Regions from separate parts of the Homo sapiens genome. Here regions 2, 3 and 4 are each linked to region 1. Evidence: chromatin loops called from intact Hi-C (ENCODE). Cell type or tissue: CD4-positive, alpha-beta T cell. All regions are shown on one strand. Links, peaks and the distances in the headings refer to the core of each region. The heading gives the core; the rest is flanking DNA.

The links. A loop is a pair of places that touch in the nucleus more often than their neighbours do. Peaks named below come from ENCODE experiments on the same cell type or tissue, not always from the same donor. Only the 100,000 strongest peaks of a DNase experiment are listed, where the experiment ranks them.
Region 2: it touches region 1 in a loop (4-fold over the local background); 19 of 110 quality-filtered maps call a loop at or near these places.
Region 3: a loop joins it to region 1, with 6 times the contacts of the local background. A loop is called at or near these places in 12 of 110 quality-filtered maps.
Region 4: a loop joins it to region 1, with 2.3 times the contacts of the local background. A loop is called at or near these places in 8 of 110 quality-filtered maps.

Annotation. Positions count from the first base shown.
Region 1 is chr17:73,720,944-73,724,747 of GRCh38, forward strand. No RefSeq gene overlaps it. Among named protein-coding and RNA genes, the nearest start is that of LINC02092, 64 kb to the right of the region's middle. In CD4-positive, alpha-beta T cell, for the core only: no CTCF peak of the experiment used is centred there; a DNase peak (open chromatin) is centred at 1,468; H3K4me3 peaks cover 575 bases; H3K27ac peaks cover 1,191 bases.
Region 2 is chr17:73,594,001-73,597,804 of GRCh38, forward strand. The region is part of intron 1 of SDK2 (sidekick cell adhesion molecule 2); the gene reads right to left. Among named protein-coding and RNA genes, the nearest start is that of SDK2, 49 kb to the right of the region's middle. RefSeq lists an enhancer at 1,150-1,695. In CD4-positive, alpha-beta T cell, for the core only: a CTCF peak has its summit at 1,739; no DNase peak of the experiment used is centred there.
Region 3 is chr17:73,835,356-73,839,159 of GRCh38, forward strand. No RefSeq gene overlaps it. Among named protein-coding and RNA genes, the nearest start is that of LINC00469, 8.7 kb to the left of the region's middle. In CD4-positive, alpha-beta T cell, for the core only: no CTCF peak of the experiment used is centred there; no DNase peak of the experiment used is centred there.
Region 4 is chr17:73,820,784-73,824,587 of GRCh38, forward strand. LINC00469 (long intergenic non-protein coding RNA 469) reads right to left here. Exons shown (of 4, transcript NR_027146.1): 2 at 2,905-3,042. Among named protein-coding and RNA genes, the nearest start is that of LINC00469, 5.9 kb to the right of the region's middle. RefSeq lists an enhancer at 150-726. In CD4-positive, alpha-beta T cell, for the core only: no CTCF peak of the experiment used is centred there; no DNase peak of the experiment used is centred there.

The DNA.
Region 1 (3,804 bases), core at 448-2,947:
AATAGTTTTACTTGGAATCAGCTTTGAACGTGCCTCAAATTCGGAAAAAGTGCACAAAATCGGCCCTTTATAAGAAGCAACCCCACAGTTGCTGAAGGGAAGGGTTCCTCTGTCTCTTTCTTCTGCCTCCATACAGGAACATTTTAAGCCATTTAAACCTCCATATTCCAGAGTCAGAGATTTGGGCTGAACCTAGGTAGCTATTTTGACATCATATAGGACTACACTGAGACAAAATCTAAGGGAAAAGTGGAGCAGTCGGTCCGGAGGCTTAGCTTCAGCGTGGTTTGTGGACATGGTTCATTCATTGGCTGTTGTCACTGGCGAAGTGGAACTTCTGGGGTTCGGATTCTTTAACTTCATAATTCAGCCAGTGGGATTGTTTTCTGGGTAATCATGACATCAGCCAAGGTTCAGTCATAGAATCAGGAAGGTCAATTTTTTTTTTTTTTTTTGAGACAGAGTCTTGCTCTGTTGCCCAGGCTGGAGTGCAATGGCATGATCTTGGCTCACTGCAATCTTCGCCTCCTGGGTTCAAGTGATTCTCCTGCCTCGGCCTCCTGAGTAGCTGGGATTACAGGCATGCACCACCACACCTGGCTAATTTTTTGTATTTTTAGTAGAGATGGGGTTTCACCATGTTGGTCAGGCTGGTCTCAAACTCCTGATCTCGTGATCTGCCCACCTCAGCCTCCCAAAGTGCTAGGATTACAGGCATGAGCCACCGTGCCTGGCCTTTTTTTATTTTTTTTAATTATTTTTATATATTTTTTGAGACAGAGTCTCACTCTGTTGCCCAGGCTGGAGTGCAGTGACGTGATCTCGGCTCACTGCAACCTCCACTTCTCAGGTTCAAGTGACTCTCCTGCCTTAGCCTCCCGAGTAGCTGGGAATACAGGTGCCCGCCACCCCGCCCGGCTAATTTTTTGTATTTTTAGTAGAGACGGAGTTTCACCATGTTGGCCAGGCTGGTCTTGATCTCCTGACCTCGTGATCTACCCCACTTGGCCTCCCAAAGTGCTGGGATTACAGGCGTGAACCACTGTGCCCAGCCAGGAAGGTCAATCTTTTTGTGACAACATGGGAGTCACACCACAGTGACTTAATCGCCACCTGTACCTCACCCACTCCCCAAAAACTCACCCTGTACTCATGTTCCTGGATGAACTAGCTTTGCAAATATCAGCCGTGTGTTTCCATCATGAAAACCCATCCTCTGCATCCTTTATGGAGCTGACCTGAAATGGCCAACAGGGAGGACCGGCCCCTTCTGGACCAGCTGAATTTCAAATCAACATGATCTCTCACACACGATCTCTCATCAGCCGCTGGCTGGAAAGACACATGATAAAGGATTCGGCAGAGCTTCTGACACCGCAGGCTTTGCGACCTTGTGAGGCTTGGGAGAGAAGCCTGGTTCTCATTTGAACAGATGGGCCTGTTTGCAAATACTTCCTCTGATACCCTAGAACAGACAACATCCTGTCTGAGGTGGGTGGTTGTGACTGAAGAGACCAAACAGACCTCAAAGAAACACCTGCCACAGAAGTGGCAGCTCTGACTGTGGAGCCAAGAAAGCTTCTGCATTGCTGCCTCTCTGTCTAAGGGTGGAATTCTTTTTATTATTATTATTATACTTTAAGTTCTAGGGTATGTGTGCACAACGTGCACGTTTGTTACATAGGTATACATGGGCCATGTTGGTTTGCCGCACACATTCACTCATCATTTACATTAGGCATTCCTTAAGGGTGGAATTCTTTTAATAAGCAGGCCACGGTAAGGTTCTGAGAGTAAGAGGGAGAGGCAGCCTCCCTGCTGTCCTGCCTGAGAAGCTGGAGGCTGAGGTCTGATGGAGGAAGACAGGAAGAAGAGAGGGGCAGGATGTCCATGTATCTTTCTGGATGTATCACAGCTGTGCCTGGTACCAGGCAGGGGCAGACCATTTCTTCAAGGGCTGATGCTATTCTGAGAAGGTATCTTGCCCACCCAAGCTATCTCTTGGTCCCAGACTTGTCCAATTTTCTTCCCAATGACAGGCAGCCAACAATGTGCCCTCTTTGCAGTGAGACTGTACTGCAGTTGGAGGGAGAGCCCTGTAGGCAATGCAGAGTGTTCCCAGGGTCATTCCCAAACGTTCATTCAAGCAGGGCACTAGGCCAAGGCTCTGCAGCGAGAGACACCCTGAGACTTCTGATACCCTCTGGGACGAGACTGACAGATACCAGTCAAGGATTTCACTAATTCATCTCCCGTGGCCCAAGCAGATGTAATTCATGATATTCCTATGTTCAACTGGGACACAGCCTCAGAATCCTTCTTCATACTCCAATACAGCAGGCAGCCACGAATGCCGAGATCCAGAGCTGACACCCAAGATGCAACATGCTTTCCACATCTTCCCTGGGGACTTACAGTTTAAAACTGATTCCCTGACACCAATAACCATGCAGCAGATATGCAGATACCTCGATAAGAAAGGTCTTTGTGATTTATAATAGCAGATATAATCATTCACCCTGCCTAAAAGCTAAGGGTTTTTGCCATACTGTGAGGTTTTGAAGCAGAGTATCACGTGATTCGTGTTCCTGAATTTGACATGGGGAATCCTCATCTGAGTTGAGAAGGATATAGCAATCTTCAGTAGCCACTCCCAGGGGGCCTCTGTCCAGGATACAGGATCTGGACAGAGAACAAAGCAAATAGGACTGATGTCTCCATCCTCGGTAGCATCTCTCCAATCTGCTCCTATCCCTCTCACTCTCCTAAGCTCCCCTCAAGTAGGTGATCAGGTAAATTATCCTCTAAACTAGGAAAGGTACTATTAATGATTACATCACAATAACAGGTAAAATGGGAGGTGTCCCAGGCAAACAGGAATATAGGATCCCCATGCCCACAGGCCCTCTAGTTTTGTATGAGAAGGTGCATCTGTGTGTGCCAGATGTGTGTGTAGGGGTGGGTGTAATTTGGTGGGTGTGCTATGGGGCGCTGAGCAAAAGCAGATCCTTCTCCTGCCTAGGGTTCAGTCCCTTCCTCAGCCCTGTGTCCCCTCTGGCTTCGCCTGCCAAGGCTCTATCAGGTGTGAGAGTACAGAGCGATGGAGCTCCTGGCTGAGCTGATGAGGCTCCCAGGGACTAGAGCAATTAATTAAGCCTCTTCCCAGCTCTCAGCACAAGCCCCGTGCCACTGCCAGAGCCTTTTAATTGCCACTGGAATGGGTAGCTCTTAAAATCAACGTCCTTCCCTTAAAATCAACGTCCTGCTCAGCAGTGCTAGGAGAGGGAGGCTGGAGAGGGCGTGGAGCTGGCCTGTCCAGCAGTCCCCACTTCCCTTCTGGGGCAGGTCCCAGGAAATGCTTCCTTCCAATAGCTTCTTCCCTGCTGTGCCCACTTTGGGATTTTTTGCAGCTATGAGGGTGTTGACAAAATTCAGATAGTCACACATGGGAGAGACTTCTGAGATCTTAGAGCCCAGCCAAAGATCCCTGAGGGAAAGGGGCTTTCTGGACACTCAGGCTTGCTGGGAGGGGAAGGATGTTCCAGCTCTGGTCTTGGCCGATGTCACCATGGATGGACGAGACCTGGATCTAGCTGCTGCAGGCGCTGTGGGGCATGGGACAGAGGGCACACACAGCACTGGCTGTGGAGTCCTGTTGTGAGCATCCCTGTTGAAAGAACTAGGCAGGAGACTCTCAGGACCAAACAGATACAGTCCAAGGAACCTGGAAAATTGCATGAAGAGCCCTGGGCCAGGCCTTCAGGAGCCGGGGCCTAGGGGAATCAGGCTGCCCGGAGCAGCCTC
Region 2 (3,804 bases), core at 647-3,146, 130 kb before region 1:
GGCTTGGAGGTTAAGAAAATGGCCCCACAACCCACAGCAATAAATATGTCTGGAATTCCAATCCAGCTTTATCTAATATCGTTTCCAACTCAAAAACTGTTTCCCCAAACCTGGTCATGTCAGGCCTCCCAACGTCTGGGAGCCAGCAGGTGGTTCACTCTGGCCAGCCTCTGAGGCTGAGTGTTGGACAGCGGGAAGGCGGCATTGATGGGGATTCGTGGGCTGTAGGGGAAGGTCAGCCACTGGACAGCTCCCTCGACCCTTGACCCCCTCAGGCTGGGGTGCTGGCCTTCCCCCGGGCAGCAGCTGAGGGCCTGAGTCTCATGTCCTCAGACTGCTCCAGATCAGATGGTCTCAAGCCCTTCTCCTGAGTATAAAGATGCCCTTCCCTCCCCCAGTGCTGCTCCCTAAGACCCTAGAGGCAAGAACTTGGTTGCTCCCCTGGAAAGTGTTGGTGGTGGGGATGAGGAGATGGGAAGAGAGGGAGGGGGAGAGAGAGAGAGAGAATATATTAGATATCACAGAAGCAAGCTGGAGTCCCAGCAATGTGCTTGCTCCTGCAAGACTCCCTGCCTGCCTCATGATGGGACAATGAACACACACACACACAACACATACAAATACACACAGAACACACAGAAATACACCCATAGCACACATATGCACACATACATGTAATACATAGCACACATATGCACACAAATACATGCACAAATACAAATACATGCAGCACAGATGCACACAAATACACTTAGCACATATGCACACACACAAATATACAGCACATATCCACACACAAATACACACAGCACACAGACACACATACAAATGCACACATAGCACACACATGCACACATGCAAATACACACAGCACATACATAGCACACACCTGCACATATACAAATACACACAGCACACACCTGCACACAGCACACGTGCACACACACATACAACAGGCCTCACTACCTGCCTGCTTCACTCCCCCAGCCCTTGTCACCCTCTGCTCTGTGGATCACCTCCTCAATCAGAACGCCATCACCACGAGAAAAGACTTCGGCCTGTTTCTGTTGTTTCTACCTCTGTACCCACAGCTCCTAGCACGGTGCCTGAAATAAGTGGGCATTGGGTGGGCACTTGCTGAATAAGTGAAGCCATGAGCCACAGAAGGGGTGTCAGTGAGAATTCGAGTGTGGGTGAAGGTGAGGAGGAGGAGGAGGAGGAGGGAGGAAAGGGAGGTCTGAGAGATGGGGAGAGGCAGGCCTGGGGGAGAGCGTGGCCCTGTGTCGGAGAGACAGAGAAATAGAGTCGGGGTGGCCACAGGTAATGAATGCCGTTTGTGGTGAGACTCTCTTGCCCTATGGCTCCAGATTGAGGGGGTGTCCCAAGGATGTCTGGGCACAATATTGGTGTGTGCCAGGGCCTGGGAAGGAGGCCCTTGTGCTTCCAAGAGATCCCACACAGCACCAGCCTCCCACACAGCCATGAGTCTGGGCCCTGGAGGGGACCCAGCCTCGGGTCATCAGAGGAAACGCTGTCTCCTCCTCGCTTGGACTGGCCAGTGGCACAGGCTCCCTCCTAGGGAGGTATGGAGTCACCAGAAAGGCAGCCTGGGGCCCAGGCCAGGCCCAGATGGCCCCAGCTGTTCACCACAGCCCCAGGGCAGGCAGGAAGCTGGGGTGCGGGGAGTAGCCGCTGACCCACTGGGAACCAGCATGCAGTTTGGAGGGGGGCCTGGTGGGGGCAGTGTCAGTTCAAGGCTGGCATCCACTCCTCACCGGCAGGCCCTGGCAAGGGCCTATCCTCCCTAGAAGGCTTGGAGGCAGCCAGGGGGGCTGAGAGGGGCCAGGGGAGCTGGGAGGACAGGCTCCATCCTGTGGGGCTCCCTGCTGCCTAGAAGCAGCCATCAAGCAGCCCGAGAGTGTGGCAGACATGGCTTAGGCGGCCTGATGGAGAAGCCCTTGACACATAGGATTGCAGAAGTCAGAGGTCTTGGCCTTAGGGGGATACAGTGAGGCCTCGGCACTCCCAGTCTTATGTCCCAGGCAGACGGCCCTCACCTACCCCCTGTGCCTGCCCCAACACGTTTGGGCTGTCCTGGGCAGGGATGCACACACAGGGAGTCCCAGCTGCAGGTGGTGGTAGCCTGGAGACCTGGGTCCTGGGCAGCTTTGGGACAGAGCCACTGGGCAATCTGGGGCGGCAGGGGTAGTGGAGAGGGACCCGCAGGGTGAGTGGGGAGGCAGTGGCGACCTCTATGAGAGAAGGCAGCCTGGCATATGGGGCAGTGATCAGGGCAAGGTGTCAACACACCTGGGTCCCCACTCCAACTGGGGACCTGGAGGAAGCCTCCTCCCCTCCCTGGAGAGGGGCATGACACGGTATGAACATTGGCCGGAGCTCCAGTCAACCTCTGCGACCCTCAGTTTCCTCATCTGCATAATGGGTTTGTGTGAATGTACGAAAACTCCTATCAGTGCATTTTACTTCTCAATATATTTCTGCATATACATATTCTGCATTCTCTCTGGCCTCCCTGTCCCAGCGTCCCAGCCTCTGAAAGGGGGCGCTGGCTCATGATGTATCTGTTTCCCGCAGTGACATGTCCCCGGAACCCACAGCCAACCCCCTTCCCAGTGGTCTCTGATGTTCCCCCCACCCCCAGAAGGGAGATGAGGAGGAGCAGAAACAGGGGACACAGGACAGGGTGGCTGGTTCCAGCCTCCCCGACCCTCCCAGCTCCACTCTGATCTTGTGGCCTCTCCAGCTCTCATCCTCCCTCCATGGCCTCCAGATGACAAGTCCCTGGGGATAGCTCCCTGCCATGGCTGGCGGTGTCTGAGCAAAAGAGGGAGATGAAGCTGGCTTGGAATGGGAGGTGCTAACCTTGTCTTCGGAGTTGCCCGCTTGCTCCCTCCACCCCTAGTCCAGGATGCGCAGGCAGAACCCCGGCCATTTCCATTCTGGGGACTCTGGTCGGGAGTCCGGCGCCCTAGGAATCGTCTCCTCACTTCAGTCTGAACCTGCTCCATGCCCAGGGACCGGGCCAGTGCACCTGGACTCACCTCATCTGAATCATCCCTGTGGGAGTGCCTGTCAAGAGCCAAGATGTTCCCAAGCTCATCTGTCTTTCTCTTGTCCTTTAACACGTATTCTCCTGATGGGTTTTGGATATTTTCATTCTCCTTCACCTCACCGGGGCCTTGAAGGGTGGAGACTCTCCCTGGTGCTGGCTACCCAGCACCCCACTACTGACACAAGACGGGGAGCTGCCCTGGGTGGAAGATGAGAGGATGCAATCAGATTTCTGGAAGCTGGGCACAAGAAACCTGTGACCAAGTCTCAGCCCTGCCAGGTATGACCCTCTGACCATAGGCAAATTATTTAACTTCTGTGATCTCAGTTCTATAAAGCAGGGGCCTCTCCTGTGATACTTTGCTTATAGAACTCTGCGATGTGGACGTATCTGTCTGGAATAGTTCCTGGGCTCGTGGGAGACACACAATCAACAGAACTATGGACATTACCGTCCTGTCTCTCAGGGCTCATGGAACGACAGGCTTCTGCCGATCCTGCCCCCAGCCCACCGCTATCCTTATAAATATGTATTCATAGGAGTTTTCACTGTGTGCTTCTGGACTATTTTCTTTTCTTTTTTTTTTTTTTGAGACAGAGTCTCGCTCTGTCGCCCAGGCTGGAGTGCAGTGGCACGATCTCAGCTCACTGCAAGCTCCGCCTCCCGGGTTCACGCCATTCTCCTGCCTCAGCCTCCCAAGTAGCTGAGACTACAGGCACCCGCCACCACGC
Region 3 (3,804 bases), core at 873-3,372, 110 kb after region 1:
CAATAAATGACAGCTGTTACCCATCATCCTCATGAACCATGACCCTGATCACCGGTGGTTTCCTAGAGGACTGCAAGTCTATTCTACAACTGCCATTAATAAAGAAATCTTTCTTCTTATTTGAAAAACAAAAGCAAAACACCCCTGCCCAAACCCACCTCAGTGAAATGCTGCCTGCCTCCTCTGCAGAGTCCTGCCCCTTCCAAGTAGAAAGAATTTTACTTCCAGGCTTAATTCGCCCAATTACTCCATCCGTTACAACTTACTCCTCTCCTCTAGTGTACCCAGAGTCTTTGAAGACAGACTGTACTGGGTGAGGAAACAGAAAATGCTCAATTTTCTATACAAACGGCAGGAAAGAAACACTTTTTTTCCACTGGGCTTGAGAATGAATTATGTGACCTCTCTACACCACAACCTGTCTCGCTTATTCTGTTTTGCTTACTCTAATTTCCAAACGGCTTTTCATTTCCTGCGTAAGCACTGTCTGAGATAGACGGTGGGGGACTGGACAGAGAAGGGTGGGAGTTAGGGGAGGAGGAAGCAGTAGTGGCTGAGCAGTATAATTCCCCCACAACACATTTTCCAAACCTCAAATCAGGACCCGGAGCCCTGGAAGATTTGCGTGCAAGTGGATTTGAGAGAAGGCAATCTAGGAGACATTGTTTGGTTGCTGAAAATATTGACGTTTCTATGGTTTATGAGAACAAAGGAATAGAATTCTTGAAATCAGAGCTGTTCTGAAAAGTCCAGGGAGTGTGGTGACCGTGGTGGGTCCAGGGAATCTCATCTTGAATTTTAAGTTTGCTACAAAATGAAAGATCAGAAGTGAATGACACGTCACAGTGGCAGTCTAGGGGCACCTGTAAGAGCTGAGCTTATTGTATGATATCAGGTTTTCTGTTATAGTCTCTCACTGCCCCAAACATCGACTATTTGTCATTATTTATCGATTAACGGTCATTAATTATTGGCATGCTATTTTCCTAATGGTGCTCCCCCCGCCTCCCCATCGCTCTATCCTGAGCTCCTGAGTGGGGTTGTGCCTGACTACTGTGTTCAACATCATGCCGTTAGGAGATGCTCAGTATACTTGTTGAATAAAATGGACACAAGTGTATTCCTGAAACATGCTCTTTACCTTGGTAGGAAGTGACCAGAAGAGTCAGCACCAAGAAATCTTGCTGTCCACTTGGGCCCACCAGCGGCTCTCCCTGCATACCTAGCCACCAGACTGGAGGAAACCAGCAGTAGTTGTGGATTGGACCCCACAGTCAGCCCCACTCAGGACTCCAGAAGATGTTTTGTCTGTTTGCTGTTTCTGGTGTGCGGATGCTTGTTTAGTGTTCTGGCCAGCCACTGCCCCACCCAGACTTTAGGCACCTGTGTGGCCATTGCCTGGGCCACACGGGAGCTGGTGGGGGCAGAGCCCTCAGTGTCTGTCTTCCTCATGTCTTTTCCTTCCCTGTCGGATACGGTTTGGCTGTGTCCCCACCCAAATCTCATCTTGAATTGTAGCTCCCATAATTTCCATGTGCTGTGAGAGGAACCCAGTGGGAGATCATTGAATCATGAGAGCAGTTTCCCTCATACTGTTCTCGTGGTGGTGAATAAGTCTCAAGAGAGCTGCTGGTTTTATAAGGGGAAACCCCTTTCACTTGGCTCTCTCATTCTCTCTTGTCTGCCGCCATGTAAGATGTGCCTTTCACTTTCTGCCATGATTGTGAGGCCTCCCCAGCCACATGGAACTGTAAGTCCATTAAACCTCTTAGTCTTTATAAATTTTTCTTTATAAACCCAGTCCCAGGTGTGTCTTTATCAGCAGCGTGAAAATGGACTAATACACTCTCCCTGGATCACATTAACACCTTCTCCCCCTGGGGTTCTGGCCTCCTCTGGGTCGTGTCCAACATGATCTGTCAGTCTCTGGTCAACAGTGATTTTCCAACGTGCCCCGTGTTGGGAAGAGATGAGGGGAGGAAAGTGTGGATCTTAAATATGGAGTGGGAAGAGGGAGGAGGGAGAACAAAATATATAGAGTTACAAAGGAGAGAAATTATATTATGACATGGCTATCAAACTATTCAAAAGAGCAAATCTGTAGTAATTTGTGTGTGGTTTTGTTTTTTTGTTTTTTGTTTTTTTAGACAGGGTCTTGCTCCAGGCTAGAGTGCAGTGGTATGATCTTGACTCACTGCAGCCTCAACCTCCTGGGTTCAAGCGATCCTCCCACCTTAGTCTCTCGAGTAGCTGGGACTACAGGCACATGCCACCATGCCTGGCTAATTTTTGTATTTTTTTATGTGTGTGTAGAGACAAGATTGTTCCATGTTGCTTGGGCTGGTCTTGAATTCCTGGGCTCAAGTAATCCTTCCGCCTCAGCCTCCCAAAGTGCTGGGATTACAGGAGTAAGGCACCAAACTTGGCCGATTTGCATTTTAAAAACTGAATATCTGTTCATTTGTGTGCTCCTTTATTAACATGTTAAATAGCAAGATTTAGCAGCAGGTCTAACAGGTCTAATGGCTACCATAATTTCAAAGTAGTGATGAGCAGAAACAATATTTTGAGATATCTACGACAACTAAAATGTAATATGAAAATATCTGTGTTTTCCATTGGTGCAAAAGTCTCGGTTGTTGCTAATATTTCTGTGGTTTGTTGTCCATCTTCATAACAGAAGTAAATGATAACTTTTATTTGAGGCCAGTGAGAATAAGGATGTATTATTCTCCACCCAAGTGTGCAGACCCCTTGAATTCTGTCATGGACTCTAAGGTAGAGCTCACATTAGGTTGGTGTATCTTTTGTGCTTTGTGCACAGAGGTGTCCGCTTTCTTACTAAAATAATTCCCAAGTCACAGAGAACTTCCTTAGCCTCAAGAGGCTGTAGGAAGTATGTATGGTAGGAGTGAGGGAATCACCATTTTCACCAGGGAAAAATGAATAGTTAACCTGTTTGGTTCAAAACAGATACCAATTACTTGAGGCTAAAGTCACAGGCTGCTGGAGAGCTGGTCTACTTCCAAACGGTATAAATATTTAAGTCCAGAGCCACAAGCGAACGGTGACAGAGGACCTGTCTGTCTCTGTGCCTGTCTCCATCAGCTCCCTCACTGGCTCCCCTGGGACCCTTCCCTCCTGTGAGCCCCCATGTCCCAAGGGGTGCTAGAGGCTTCAGCACTGCTGGAAGGGGACAAATTTGTGTTCTCCTGCATTCTTCTTAAAGCCATGCCCATGTCAAAGCAACGTATAGAGGCTCAGTGACCAGGAAGACTTTATTCTTAGTCCAGCTTTGTCACCTTACACCCAGGTGAATCTGGGCCCTGGAACATCAAGAGGCTTGCCCAGGTCGCACAGCCAGATAATGGTGGGCGTGACTCTAAACCATGTCACAGCATGCCCTCCAGAGCTCTTTCCAATCCACCTTCGAGAAACTGGGAAGACCCCTGAAGGTCATGGGGGTTGGGCAGCCTGTCCCCTGGGCTGGCTGTCTCTCCTGGCCCCCTGCTTTCCATCACCAGGGTAGTTTAATTCATGGCCTTTTGAGGCCCCCGTTCTGTCTGCTGGGGAACAGCTCTACTGCCAGCCTCCCTCGGGCTGTAGGCCACCATGGAGGATAGCAGGAGTCTCCACCTCCCTCCAAGGTGACAGCTGGAGGCAGCAGCCCACAGACAAGAGTCCGCTCAATCCCAGCCCTCTTCACTTGGCTGCCAGCCCAGCTTGGCTCTGCATCCCCTGGGAGCCAGCCCTCCAGCCCACCCTGGTACCGAGAAAGGGTAGATGGACTCAGGTCACAGGACA
Region 4 (3,804 bases), core at 584-3,083, 100 kb after region 1:
CTTGTAAAACAAGTGCTATTTCAGGAAGGAATAACCCGCTTAGGTCTTTAGGGACTCTGGAAGGAGTTGTAAGGTGAGACTATAATCAAGGAAAGTTCTAAGAATTATGGGCTTCAACCACATAGAGACAGGTTTAACCTCATCACGGCGGGTGCCTTGGACAGCCTTCCTCCACTGCCTCTTAACACAGTTCGTACTTTTGAAGACCCAGGGATGCTGGAGCTCACCAGCATTACACCCACTCATTTTGATATTAGGGTTGTGGTGAGTCATCAAATCAGCCGGAACCAATTAAGACTGAACCGTTAAGATCCCTGCTGGCATCACCGCACATGGTCCTGGAAACAGAGGGACTGATCCAGTGAAACCCCACGTGGGGCAGCAGCCCATTGATGGGACACAGGATGTTTCCACAATGCTCCTTAAGTCAGCAGGGTACCCCCATTAACATATGGCCGCTTCCAATGCCCAGCCTGCAGGTGGCGGCCATTCTATTTCCATTTACACCGCAGCAGCGTCCTAACTGCTGCTTTGCTGAATTAGCCCTGCAGGGCTCAAAGGAAGCGCTTCGCAGAGCTCCCGTTCAGATTAACGTGTAAAATTTAATTACGGAGGCCTGGGCTATCGCAAGGTTTAAAGCCATTTACTAAGCCTGGGAGCTACAGAGTCCTCCCTGAGACTCCTGTGTCTAGGGAGGCCCAAGCAGCCCTTTGATCATTAAGGGCTGAGAATATCTCAGCTTGCATATTAGGGTCAGGAAATTATCTTTCCACTTTCCCTACTAAATGGACAAAGTATTCATCTTGGGGCGAAAGAGCAATTCTGAAACTCCAAGAGAAAGCAAGGACTTCCAGAAGCCATTGGTCCAGGTCCCCATCTCTAAGTGGCTTGATAGCTAAATCCAATAACCAGATAAAAATAAAAAGTACAAGGGAGGCAAAGTCCCTGTCCCCTAGGAACTCAAAGATGAATAGAGCAATAGTCACAAGACACATAGATAAGTAAATGCAGTACAGTGAGTGAGTCAATAGAATAAGAAGATTCACTCAGCCCTTGGGAATATTCCAGGAAGGCTTCCCAGAGGAGGTGGCTCATCCTCAGGGTTTTGAAGAATAAAAAGGAGTTATTTTTACAAATAAAGGAGTGAGTGGCTGTGGGGAAGGACATTTCAGGCAGAAGAGTTCTGCTAGCTCTAGAATTTATAGGAGCAAAACTTCTTCAGTCCAGCGTACGTGTCTGGAAGATTCTCTGCTGCTCAGCTCTATATGGAGTTGGACAACTGGTCGGCATCTGTTCCCTAAAAACTTTAGATTGTCACCTCCTCAAGGGCATAGCTATGCCTCCTAGATTCCCAGCAGTATCAGAAGGAGACGCTGAGCTCGTAAGAGAATTTTAGTGCAGTGCTGGAGCCCTTAACACCCAATTCCCAGGCCCCCACCCTGCATGAACCAACTCTTGTCCAGGTTTCAAACTTGGACACACAATTCCCTTAATGCACAATTCTCAGGCCCCTCCCCTGCATGAGCCAACCCTTGCCCAGGTTTCAAACTTCAATTCCTTTTACCTATAGCGAAGTATGATTTTTTTCTCCATCACTTTATACCAAATAGAATGAAGAAAGTGAGGCAGGATGAGTGGATTTACGGCCTCAAATGAATTTCAAGATGAATAAGAACAGTCGCAATTAAAATCAAATTTCTGAGACAGGATTTGATCTCTTTCAAGGAGAGAGCGGGCCTGGCCTTGCCCACAGCCACAGATGCCCCTTAATGGGGTTTGAGATGCTAGGATGTGGGACTCGGGAGGAAACACCTGGGGAACGCCGCACCTTTGAAGCTCATTTTGTCAAGGTTCTTTCACGGCGGTATCACCGGAGACCAAATACCATTTTTAATTACTCACGAAAGCACGAGATGGTTGCCTCTTCTCAGGCACACTCCTCGCTCTTCACTTCAATCCTTTTTTTTTCTTTCTTTGAGACGGAGTCACTCTGTCGTCCAGGCTGGAGTGCAGTCGCGCCATCCCGGCTCACTGCAACCTCCGCCTCCCAGGTTCAAGTGATTCTCCTGCCTCAGCCTCCCAAGTAGCTGGGATTATAGGCACGCGCCACCACGCGCTGCTAATTTTGTATTTTTGATGGAGACGGGGTTTCACTATCTTAGCCAGGCTTGTCTCGAACTCCCGATCTCAGGTGATCTGCCTGCCTCAGCCTCCCAAAGTGCTGGGATTACAGGTGTGAGCCACTGCGCCTGGCTCTTCACTTCAGTCTTATCTTCAGGCTGTCTCTGTCTCCTTGGCTGGGGGAAAGACGCCAGTCAGCTATTTTTTCTGTGGCCCAGGTGAGGATAAATGAGGGCTCCAGGGGGTCAGGGATTTGCTCAGAGTTGGTTAGAAAAAAGCTTAATAGCTGCTGATACTGAGCACCTGCCAGGGGCTTGACACACTTTTTCTTTCATCTCGTGACTCCCGAGGTAGGTATGGTTAGTTTTATTTTGTGGGTGAGAAAACAGGCTCAGAAAGGTTATGAAACTGGCTCAGGGTCACATAGCGGGTGGCTGAAATTTAAATCTGGGTCTTCTGACCCAAAGCCTGGTGGTTTCCCATCTGCCCTCTTGATGCAGGAGTCCAAAGAGGAGGCCAGGGGGCATGCTCAGAAGCTGCGAAGGGGAGCTAGACCTGCCTCCATCAAGGAGTCCAGGTGTCTGGGATCCACCTGTCTACCTCCCTCCCAACCTTATGGAATATTCCTCAGAGTCTCCCCCTACCCAAATTTGGTAGGGTTTCTCTTCGTTCAGAAGCTCTGGCCTTCTTCTTCAGCTATTTCCTTATTTTGGTGGTGTCTGAGTGAACCCAGGACAAGACCTGCCAAGGAATTTTCTATGTCAGTCTGAAAGAAAAGCTCACCTCCTCCATCGCTTGCAGCAGGGGTTCCAGCTGGAGTCTGCAAAGCCAGGGCGATTCTCCCTTCCCCATAAGGGACATCTGGATATGTCTGGACACATTTCTGATTGTCACATCTGGGAGGGTGGGTGCTGATGACGTCTGGTGGGTAAATGCCAGGAGTGGTGTTAAACATCCGGCAAGGCCCGGGACAGCCCCCGCCACAAAGAATAATTCAGCTCAAAGTGTCACCACTGCTGTGGTTGAGAAACCTGCTGTGAAAAATGCCAGGAGGGAGGAGAAAGGAGCCCCTTAACTTCAGTGCCTTATGTCCATGGGACACTGACACCCCCAGGCAGAAGCAGCCACTTCACTTGGCAGGGCGGCACAAAATGAAAATGTTGCAATTCTTGTGAAAAATGATTTAAAATTTCAAGACAGCAACAGCAGACCATTAAACAAGGGCCTGTGGGACTGGCCAGGACACCCACCTAGGAAGCTGGAAAGAGCTCTCTGCTGGTCCCTGGGATCCCCTGGGTGCCCTGTCCTCAGCTCTCAGGCTTGTAGTCACACGACTCCTCCAAAGAGTTCAGGCCAGAACACTGAGACGGCAGTGCCTGCTGAGAATCTGAAGTGGCAGACTCACCTTTCCTTTATGGAGGAAAAAATCTCACTTTTGACTGTCAGGGAATGAAGGGACAGGACTCAGAGGACTGTCTAGGAGGTCCTGAGTCCTCCCCCGTCCTACTGCTTCTTGGGAGGGTCAATATGCCACGAGGGTTTTCAAGCACAAAGTAATTAAGAGGAGGAGCAGAAAGCTTCCAGTCTCCAAGCTGGTAGCCCCCAGGGCTGAATCTGTGGTTTTCTGTTTGCTGTGACACTTCATCTGTAGAGGGCCGCTCTGGGAAAGAGCGGTGCATACTG